2 separate regions of the Homo sapiens genome follow, and region 2 is linked to region 1. Evidence: chromatin contacts called from ENCODE Hi-C or POLR2A ChIA-PET data. All regions are on one chromosome and are shown on one strand. The core of a region is the stretch at or near the end of the contact, and the rest is flanking DNA. Distances in the headings are between cores, read along the strand shown. Region 1 overlaps DST (dystonin). Region 2 overlaps DST (dystonin).

Evidence for each region. Hi-C counts contacts between places; a loop is a spot of excess contacts on that map. ChIA-PET counts read pairs that join two places held with the same protein, here RNA polymerase II (POLR2A). Pooled maps may share reads with other maps.
Region 2: a loop to region 1 is called in a pooled map, with 2.6 times the contacts of the local background. The contact joins two enhancer-like sites. A Hi-C loop is called at or near these places in 19 of 37 single-sample maps with no recorded cell type and 15 of 50 pooled maps. POLR2A ChIA-PET finds 5 or more read pairs at or near these places in 1 of 52 experiments (Panc1).

The regions. Positions count from the first base shown.
Region 1 is chr6:56,593,455-56,598,487 of GRCh38, forward strand. It overlaps DST (dystonin), which reads right to left. Exons shown (of 104, transcript NM_001374736.1): 46 at 5,022-5,033; 47 at 4,286-4,552; 48 at 209-739. Among named protein-coding and RNA genes, the nearest start is that of DST-AS1, 250 kb to the right of the region's middle. RefSeq lists an enhancer at 437-696. Within about 2 kb of position 2,202, at least 3 of the 41 ENCODE cell types and tissues checked have a DNase peak (open chromatin) inside an H3K27ac peak, as active enhancers do.
Region 2 is chr6:56,867,566-56,873,067 of GRCh38, forward strand. The region is part of intron 3 of DST (dystonin); the gene reads right to left. It also overlaps the pseudogene RPL17P26. Among named protein-coding and RNA genes, the nearest start is that of DST-AS1, 26 kb to the left of the region's middle. Within about 2 kb of position 1,291, at least 3 of the 41 ENCODE cell types and tissues checked have a DNase peak (open chromatin) inside an H3K27ac peak, as active enhancers do.

The DNA.
Region 1 (5,033 bases), core at 952-3,451:
TGCAGTGAGCCGAGATCACGCCACTGCACTCCAGCCTGGGCGACAGAGTGAGACTCCTTCTCAAAAAAAAAAAAAAAAATAGAAGTAGGCTAAAGCTACCTTTTCCTCCTGTTTTGGATTTTAGGTTTCTTGCCTCTTGTTCCAAAACTATAATTGAAAACTATAATTGCAGATTGACTTTTCCCTTAAAAAATCAAAATAACATTACCTTAGAGTAGAGAGACCTGAACCGATCAGTAGCATGATCCAACTTGCGCTGCACTTCTCTGTGGGTTGCAGAAGTATCAACCTTGCCACCGTCTCTCTTGCTGCAAGATTTGGCAGCTTCCAACACTCTGTTTCCAGAAATTGTGATGTATCTCAAGTCACCTTTGTGAGAAATAACGTCTTCTGAGAAACTCTTCTGCCTCTTCAATTTGGTCATTAAACCATTGATGTCATCTGCACCTGCCTCCAGGTTTTCAAGTTCTTGTTCTGACTGCTGTAGCCAGTGCTCAAACTCGGTATAGTCAGCATCAAACTTTTCTAATTCTTCCTGCAGAGAGTGAGTTAACTTCATTTTCTTCTCTGACTCAGCCAGTGCAGTTTCATAATGCACTTTCAGTTCCTTCATGTTCTTTTGCAGTTTCTCTTTTTCTTCAGGAGAGAGATACTGACCCTGTTTCTCAAGCAACACTTGTGCAGACTGAGTGGCTATGATCACTGCTTGGTGCTGAGAGATGATCTTCTCGTGTTGGGCCTATGTGAAAACAAATTGATCATAATCTTCAAGCAGTAACGGGGTAACACCTGCAGGGAGCTCCTTGCCGCCTCAAGACTGACAGGTTTCAATGATCTACAGGGCTACAACTTGCTTCTCATTCCCCTTTTCAAGCTATACCGTACTCCCTTTTATTGGTGGATTTCAGAATAACAAGGCATTTTGAGCATGCTAATCTTATTTTAAAGAAAATTTCCAATCTTCTCTATGTACTTAATCAGATAGGACAGACACCATTTTTCAGAAGTTTAGAAAAACCAATTTCTATTCCAATTTTAAAATAAGTGTCTATAATCTGATCTCATTTTATTCCCTGCTTTCTCACAACTACCCAAAAAAGAATGTCTTTACCTAATTTTTGGACAAACAAGTATAATATTTTTTATTACGAAATGATCCTGGAAAAACTTTTAAATAGGGAAAAAGAATCTGTAACTTTAAGCTTTAAAAAGGTTTCAAAAATAACTAAGCAAGAACACTGTACATTCAGAGAAGCCCAATGGACATTAGAGAAGCAGATATAATAAAAGAGAATCCTGGAGCTACTCAGCTTCACTGGGCCTCAGTTTCCTGCATGTGAAAATGGAGACAATAACTCCTACACATCACAGGTTGCTGTTAAGGAGTACATGAGATCACATATGTAGAGCACTTCCTGCAGAGCTGGGCATGTGCCAGAAATTCAAATCCACTCTGAAGGCAGGAAGGCAGGGCTCCCAGGCAGGTGTGCTGCAGGCAAGTCACAGGTGTGCAGAGCTACTGATCCCCTCAGTCTTCAGGGAAGCAGGGAGGCATCAGGTAGGTGAAGTCCCTTTCCCTCCAGCCATAAGCATCTTCTTCCATTCACCCCAATTTGCCATACAAGTGTGGCAAAAAGGATACTAATCCTTCTGGGCAATTTCCCACATTTCTTATAATGGCTTACATGGAGCCAAATGACCCGCTCCCATTACCCCAGAGCCCCTTTTATTACCTCCAGATTCTTTGCTGCTCCCACCCTTACCTCCATCCCCACCCTGGTAAACACTTTAGGAGCTTTTTCTCCTGTTGTTGTCTAGTTACAGCTCTTTCATCAGATATCTGCTTGGCTAATTGCACCCATCTCCATTGAGTCCCGTTTAAATGCTGAAAACTGGTCCCCCACCCCACACTCAACCACCCTTACCTAACTCCTTTTCTCCCTTAGTACTCACTGCCTTCTAACCTACCATATAACTTAGTTATTGTCTACTGTAACATTCTCACTAACTAGTGTGCAAGGGGGGCACAGGGAATTTATTTTGCTCACTGTGTAATCCCAAGTACTTAGAACAGTGCTGGCACACAGGAGCTGAGTAAGAATAACTCTATGCTGTGAAAAGGACTTCCTTAGAAGCACTGCTATGGGGCAGCCGTTCACTTGTAAGTCTGATCCCAATTAGTCAGCTCAGAACTGGCTCATTAACACTGGTATCCTCACTGTCTATAACAGTGCCCGCCACCTAGTGGGCACATAGTAAATATTTTTAACTAACTTCTTTCCCACAGACTTGTGTTTTTGGTATTTGAAATACATTCATATGCTACCCCCACCCCACCCCGAGAAGGGCTTTGCACAAAATAGCATGGACAGACATATGCAACACCATATAAATGATCAGATCCATCCCCTTCCTCCTACAGATGAGGACTCTTAGGCTGAAGGAAGAGAATGGCTTGGCCCAGGACATATGGGACAACTACTGAAAGCTAGACGTTCCTGGCTCAGGTGCTTTGGCCCTCTCTCCATGCTGCCAGATTAGGACTTTCTTTCTTTTATTTATTTATTTACTTATTTATTTATTTATTTATTTTGAGATGGAGTCTCGCTCTGTCGCCAGGCCAGAGGGCAGTGGCACAATCTTGGCTCATTGCAACCTCTGTTTTCTGGGTTCCAGCGATTCTCCTGCCTCAGTCTCCCAAGTAGCTGGGATTACAGGCACGCACCACCACACCCAGCTAATTTTTGTATTTTTAGTAGAGACAGGGCTTCACCATGTTGGCCAGGATGGTCTCAATCTCCTGACCTTGTGATCCACCCGCCTCAGCCTCCCAAAGTGCTGGGATTACAGGCATGAGCCACCACGCCTGGCCCAGATTAGGATTTTCTAAAGCACAGATTCCCATATTCTTTGAGGTAAAATGATCAGATGGGAAATGCCACACTGTGCCTAAAACCAAGGGCTTTCCTGTGTGATATCTTTATGTTTAAGTCTACCCACCAGTATTTCTCACTACTTTGGTCAACTTACTAACTTTTCCTGACTTCTTTGTAACTGACTCACAATGTTCCTTTAGGAATTCACTAGATTTTTCATTTTAAGAGACTTTATTTTTCATAATAAGGTCCTATAATAGCCCGTTAAAATTGTGAGCAGTAAATACTCCCATTCTTCTTCTGGTTTAATTTGTATTTTCTATAAGAACCTCACAGGGAGTACCCTATTCCAAAGATTCCAAATATGAAGGGTAGGAACAAAATAAATAGACCTGCAAAAGTTTCTGAGGTCCAGAAACCGTCTGTCAAAAGCCAAATATTGAAATAAAATGAGTGACACTTTAAAAGTAGTTCTACAGAAGTCGCCTTTGCTCTTATAGTAGCATTAATGTTAGCTTTAATTTATGTCATGGAGTAAATTGGTAGAAGGGCTTTTATATCTCTTCTCAACAATAGCCTTAACTGAATAGGTGAGCTGAGCTCAGAAAGAACTTAAGTGAGCTCAACTTAGCCTGGACACAGTGGCTCATGCCTGTAATCTCACCACTTTGGGAGGATGTGGGCGGAATGCTTGAGCCCAGGACTTCGAGAGCAGCCTGGGCAACATAGAGAGACCTCATCACTACAAAAAATACAAAAATTAGCCAGGCATGGCAGCACAGACCTGTAGTCCCAGCTACTCAGGAGGCTGAGGTGGGAGGATCAATTGGGCCAGGGAGTTTGAGGCTGCAGTGAGCCATGCTTGTTTCACTGCACTCTAACCTGGGCGACAGGGTGAGACCTTGTCTCAAAAAAAAAAAAAAGATTGTTCTCTTAGAACACAGATTCAGACTTAGCAGAGTGAACATATGGCCTAGTTTTAAATCCAAATTCCAGCCCTTTCTAGATATGTAACTTGAGAAAGCTACTTTAATACTGTCAGTTACAGTTTCCTCATCTGTAAGATGAAAATAAAAACCCCAAGGAGTAACTGGGAAGACAAAATGAGTTAAAATGGAAAGAACTTAGAAGAGTGCCCACTTTAACTGTCCTATAAATGTTAACTATTATTATTAAATCTTTATAATAATTCTACTTCACTTACATGGAGAATGCCAACTCTACAATTTATTTCTCATTATTTTTTGACTTGCTTAGAACTCTCATAATAATTTATATCTGACATGATGAACACAGAAAAAAACCTCTTTTGTCAGTAAGGTTTGAAAAGAACTCATGTGCTAGGTTATTTCTCTCTTTACCAACCTGGAAATAGAATTGAACGATATCATATGTTTATAACAACACACCTTAACTTTCTGATATTGCTGATTCAGATTCTCCTGAGTGGTTCCAACTTGCCCATCAACATCAGTCTCCAACAGGTTACCATTAACTTCATCCTCTTCTCCAATTGCTGACTTGCCATCACCTTCTTGAAAATGGGTCCCGTTCTGTTCGATTACCTGTTTGTGTTTTGTCCCTGCCCTTTCTGAGTCTTTGTCAACATTTGACAACCAGTCCAAAAGGTTTTCTATTTTGGTTTTGCTCTCTTCCAGCTGCTTCACTGCTGCTACCTGGGAAGGGAAAGTTCACAGGAGGAATTCAGAACGTGGGCCAAGGCATAGTTTTAAGACATTCCAAAAGTAAATACTTAGAACATTTTAAATTAGAATGAGGGTACTAAAAACTGACACAATTGAAAACTTAACAACTGAAATTAAACCTCAGAGCAACAGGCAGTTACTTTGAAGTTTCCCCTGTTCTTAAAAATACATTCCAAAATTTTAACTATAATTGATGAGTGATCACACATTTCACAAGAAGAAAGTTTCACAACCTCACTTAAATATTAAGAAAAAGTTAAGCAAAGCCAACTCTTCAAACCTTTTGTAGTACTTGGTCAATTATGTACCTGGAAACCCAGAATCCCATAATAATCCTTAGTGATAATCCTTATTTACTACCACTGGATATTAATAATAAATCAAGTAGCTGTTAAGCTTTTTGACATAGCAATAGTGCACCACATATTTGAATAAGGACCTTTTCAGTTTC
Region 2 (5,502 bases), core at 41-2,540, 270 kb after region 1:
AATCCCAGCACTTTGGGAGGCCAAGGTGGGCGGATCACGAGGTCAGGAGATCAAGACCATCCTGGCCAACATGGTGAAACCCCGTCTCTACTAAAAATACAAAAATCAGTGTATTTTGAGGTATGGTGGTGCACAGCCGTAGTGCCAGCTATTCGGGAGGCTGAGGCTGAGGCAGGAGAATCACTTGAACCCGGGTGGCAGAGGATGCAGTGAGCCGAGACCGCGCCACTGCACTCCAGTCTGGCGACAGAGCGAGACTCCGTCTCAAAAAAAAAAAAAATAGTAGGGCTCTCATTTCAGAAAAAACTATTTTTCACTTCCCTAGTATCCTGAAACGTCTGCATCTCAGACTTCTTGATTCTTCTGCTTTAATAAACAGACGGGTGTGCCTGGAGTCATGGTGATTACCCGTGTTCTAGAAATAAACTTCAGAAAGCTGTGTTGCCTCTTTAATACTCCCATAAATTCCAAATATTATTATGTAGTTTTTTTAAAAAACATTAAATGTCTGGGTTTTCTAAATCAATTTTAAACATGGGGGGTGTCAGTTCATTTTACAAAACATGCAAGTAGAAATAATTATTTTTAATTTGTAAGTATAAACAATTTTAAATGCTTAGCTAAACATGGCATATAAACAGGAAAACAATGCAGCGTTGAAGAGAGTGTTCTCAACTATGAGGTCTTGTTTCCAATCGTGGTTCTGATAGTTCAGCATCTCAGGTCACTGTTCTGGGCCTTATTTCCTTAAAACAACAACTCAGGCTGGATGACTTTTGATGTTCCTAAATTGTCCACAAATCCATCATCTCTAAAGCTTTTTTGATATACAAATTCCATACCTTTAATGTTTCATTTTCAAACTTCTAAAGAGCCTCTTTATATAGTTACCCTGAACTAAGTTTAAATGCTAATGAGTCAGAGATATTGTGTATTGAGTAGCACATGTAAGAAAACAGAAAATACCCTCTCCCAATGCCACAACTCACCGTCCTCTCAAAAAAAAGAAGTGTATTTTGGACTACAACATTTTTTTAGAATGTTGTTAACTACCAAAAACAAAAATAAAAACCAATGATAAAATAAATCAACAATAAAATAAAATAATTTGACAATCACAACTGCTATTTAACAATTTTTATCTGATTTTATCACAAAAATATTCCATGAACATTTTCTCTATTGGAGTTTTAGGTTCAACTCCAAATTATAACAAAACATGGTGCAATTAGGAAGTTGATTTGGCCTAACAGAAATGACAAATATGTACTGAAATTTGAGAGTTGAAATAAGTGAGTCACTACAGCACTTCTCAATACCCTATGTAAACATGAATTCTACCCTCTGTGGGAAATGAAGGTCCTTTGTCATCTGCTTTAAGACCAAGAGATAAGAAACAATTGGCTAAATGTACTGCACAGCCCTACATAGAAATGAAATTATACTAAAAATAAGGACTAAAAGCTATGCCTTGGCAGACGATGGCTACTGTACTTTGATAATGATGTACAGATTTTTTAAAAAACTTTTGGTGGCTCTAGGTATGGATGCTAGAACTTTGGGGTACATATGGCTCTGATCTGAGGGGACCTATTTTGGGGAGTCTAGTCATACAAAAACAAGGCAAGGGTTTCTCAGATATATTGCAGACTTGACTTCCTAACAAACCTTCCTGCTGTACAGTAGCTAAAAATGCTGGATAAAATATTTTTAAATGAATCAGCAAAGGGGCAGGAAAATAAGAAAAATTCTTAGAGGCTAGAGCAATAGAAAAGCAAAAGCACAAATACAGAAATGTTAGGCTGATTCCCTCTCATCTAAAGTTTCACTTGACAAACAGGAGACAGAAGAGTAGGACGACCTGCTCAGGGGACAGAAGACAAAGCCAAAGGAGTCTCAGTGAAAAACACAAAAATAGAAACAAACAAATAAAGCCAGGGAAGCATGAACTAGGAAAACCAAAGAAAAATACCCTGAGATTGCAAGGACACTTGCCCATGTCAAGCTTGTGGCTGGACAGAGAAGAAAAAAAAAAAAAACTTCATAACCACAAGCTGATTCTCATGTGTATTTTATGGCCCAAGTTCACACAATCTATGCAGTATGAAAAACTCTGAAACTGAGATTTTATTTTTATTTATTTTTTTGAGACAGGGAATCGCTCTGTCACCAAGGCTGAAGTGCAGTGGTACAATCTCAGCCTCAACCTCCCAGGCTGAAACGAGCCTCCCACCTCAGCCTCCCGAGTAGCCGAGACTACAGGCAGGCGCCATCATGCCCAGTTAATTTTTTTGATTTTTAGTAGAGACGATGTCTTGTTATGTTGCCCAGGCTAGTCTTGAACTCCTGAGCTCAAGCAATCCACCTGCCTCGGCCTCCTAAAGTGCTGGGATTACAGGCATGAGCCACCCGCACCCAGCTGAGATTTTTTTTTTTAGATTTCCCTGGCAAAACTAACAGAATATCCACTCTAGAGAAATGTACTTTCAAGCCTAGCCTCTAAAATTACCACAGATAAAGTTCAGTCAAAAATGAGCTCGTGGTGAGACAGGACTAGCTGGATTTCCTAGGCCAACTAAGAATCCCTAAGCCTAGCTGGGAAGGTGACCACATCCACCTTTAAACACGGGGCTTGCAACTTAGCTCATACCCAACCAATCAGGTAGTAAAGAGAGCTCACTAAAATGCTAATTAGGCAAAAACAGGAGGTAAGGAAATAGCCAATCATCTATCGCCTGAGAGCACAAGGGGAGGGACAATGATCGGGATATAAACCCAGGCACTCGAGCCAGCAAAGGCAACCCCCTTTGGGTTCCCTCCCATTTTATGGGAGCCCTATTTTCACTCTATTAAATCTTGCAACTGCAAAAAAAAAAAAAAAAAAAAAAAGAGCTCATGGTAAAAAGTCACAAAGCAGCCAGGCACAGTGGCTCACGCCTGTAATCCCAGCATTTTGGGAGACCGAGGTGGGCAGATCACCTGAGGTCAGGCGTTCAAGATCAGCCTGGTCAATATGGTGAAACCCTGTCTCTACTAAAAATACAAAAATTAGCCGGGCATGGTGGCAGGCACCTGTAATCCCAGCTACTCGGGAGGCTGAGGCAGGAGAATCACTTGAACCCGGGAGGTAGAGGTTGCAGTGAGCCGAGATCATGCCATTACACTCCATCCTGGGCAACAAGAAAGTCACAAAGCATACAATGAAACAAGGCCCCACTGGTGAAACTATAGAAACAACAGACACAAATCCATAGGCAAAAACTTCAGGTATGTTAATTATCAGATATTACATATAAAATAAACATATTTTATATATTTAAATAAAGGGAAAAGAGTATCAAAAGTAGGAGTTAGGAATAAGAGACTGTCAAAAATACCAAGCAATGAAAATATAATAATATAAATTAAAATTCAGTGAACAAAGAATATGTATATATAAAGAACCCACTCAAATCAGTAAAAAACATACAAACAACCAAAGAAGAAAAATAGCAAATGAAATGGACAGACATTTTGCAGAAGAGAAAACATATATGGCTAATAAACATACAAAAAGATATAAACATATGAAAAAATGTGTGGGGCTCTTCCTCTTCCCCTAAGTGGCCTGAGGTAGTCTGTGAAAATGGTTCACTATTTACTTGACCCAGAGAACCACACAAAGTCATGCAAATCAAGAGGTTCAAATCTTCGTGTTCACTTTAAGAACACTCGTGAAACTGCCCAGGACACCAAGGGTATGCATATACGAAAAGCCACGAAGTATCTGAAAGATGTCACTTTACAGAAACAGTGTGTACCATTCCAACGTTACAATGCTGGAGTTGGCAGGTGTGCCCAGGCCAAGCAGTGAGGCCGGACACAAGGTCGGTGGCCCAAAAAGAGTGCTGAATTTTTGCTGCACATGCTTAAAAATGCAGAGAGTGATGCTGAACTTAAGGGCTTAGAGGTAGATTCTCTGGTCATTGAGCATATCCAAATAAACAAAGCACCTAAGACACACTGCTGGACCTACAGAGCTCATGGTTGGATTAACCCATACATGAGCTCTCTCTGCCACATCGAGATGATCCTTACTGAAAAGGAACAAATTGTTCCTAAACCAGAAGAGGGGGTTGCCTAGAAGAAAAAGATATCCCAGAAGAAACTGAAGAAACAAAAACTTACAGCACAGGAGTAAATTCAGCGTTAAAATAAATACAATTAAAAGTAAAAAAAAAAAAAAAAAAAGAAAAAGAAAAGAGGTGTGGCATCATTAACAATCAGGGTAAAGCAAATCAAGCCCACAATGGGGTTAACAGATTGCATGTATTCAACTGGAAAAAAAAATTAAGTCTAATATTACTATGTGTTGAAAAGAACGTGGCTCCTCATGCTCGCTTAGACGTGGCTGAGGAAAGTATAAATGGGTGCAGGTATTTTGAAAAAGAGTTTGGCATTATCTCCTGAAGTTGAACTTTCATGTATGTCCAGCGATTCTACTAAGAATTGATCCAGTAATTCCACTAAGCATATACACAAGAAAAACTGCACATGAACAGTAAGAGGCATGTACAAGAAAATGCACAGTGGCACTCATACAGTAAAGGCCTGAAAACAAATGTCCCACTTACAGGAGAGCAAATGAGCAAACTGTGGTATAGTCATACAAAAGTTGAAACAAATAAACTATAGTGAACAATATTATTAGCAATACTATTAGCAATAGCATATTAAGTGAAAAAAGGTAGTTTCAAATAATTACATAAAGTATGATAACATTTTTTATTAAGTTAAAAGTAACTAAAATTTTAAAATTAAAATTTTTTAAGCTAGGCGCAGTGGCTCATACCTGTAGTCACAGCTACTCAAGAGGATGAGGTGGAGGAATCACTTGAGCCCAGGAGTTTGAGGCTGCAGTGAGCTATGATGGCACCACTGCACTCTAGCCTGGGCAACAGAGTAAGACTCCACCTCTAAGAAAACAAATAAATAAAATAAAAAATTTAAACTTTTTAGGAATAAATAGACTAGCAATAAAACTCTGTGAACAGGGAAACAAGAGAATGATGAAATGTGTTTCAGAATGATGGTTATCTTGAGTAAGAACACTCAGGCCAATGGAAAAAGAGACCATATCATTAGACATAGGTTACTACCAAGATCTTAGCTTTTGTTTTGAGTGGGGGTGTATAGGTATTTATCAGATAGATAGAAAGATAGAGTAATTTAAAAATAAATAGGTATGGAAGTGCAGAATCTCTTCAATACACTGATTCCCCCCCCCCTTTTTTTTTTTTTCGGATATATACCCAGCAGTGGGAACTACTATATGCTAGATCATATAGTAGTTCTATTTTTAGTTTTTTGAGGAACCTCCATATTTTGTTTTCCACAATGGCTGTACTAAACTTACATTCCTACCAATGAGCATTCTCCTTTCCCTGAATACCTGCTAGCATCTGTTATTTTCTTTTTGATAACAGACATTTTAACCAGGGTGCGATGATATCCCATTGTAGT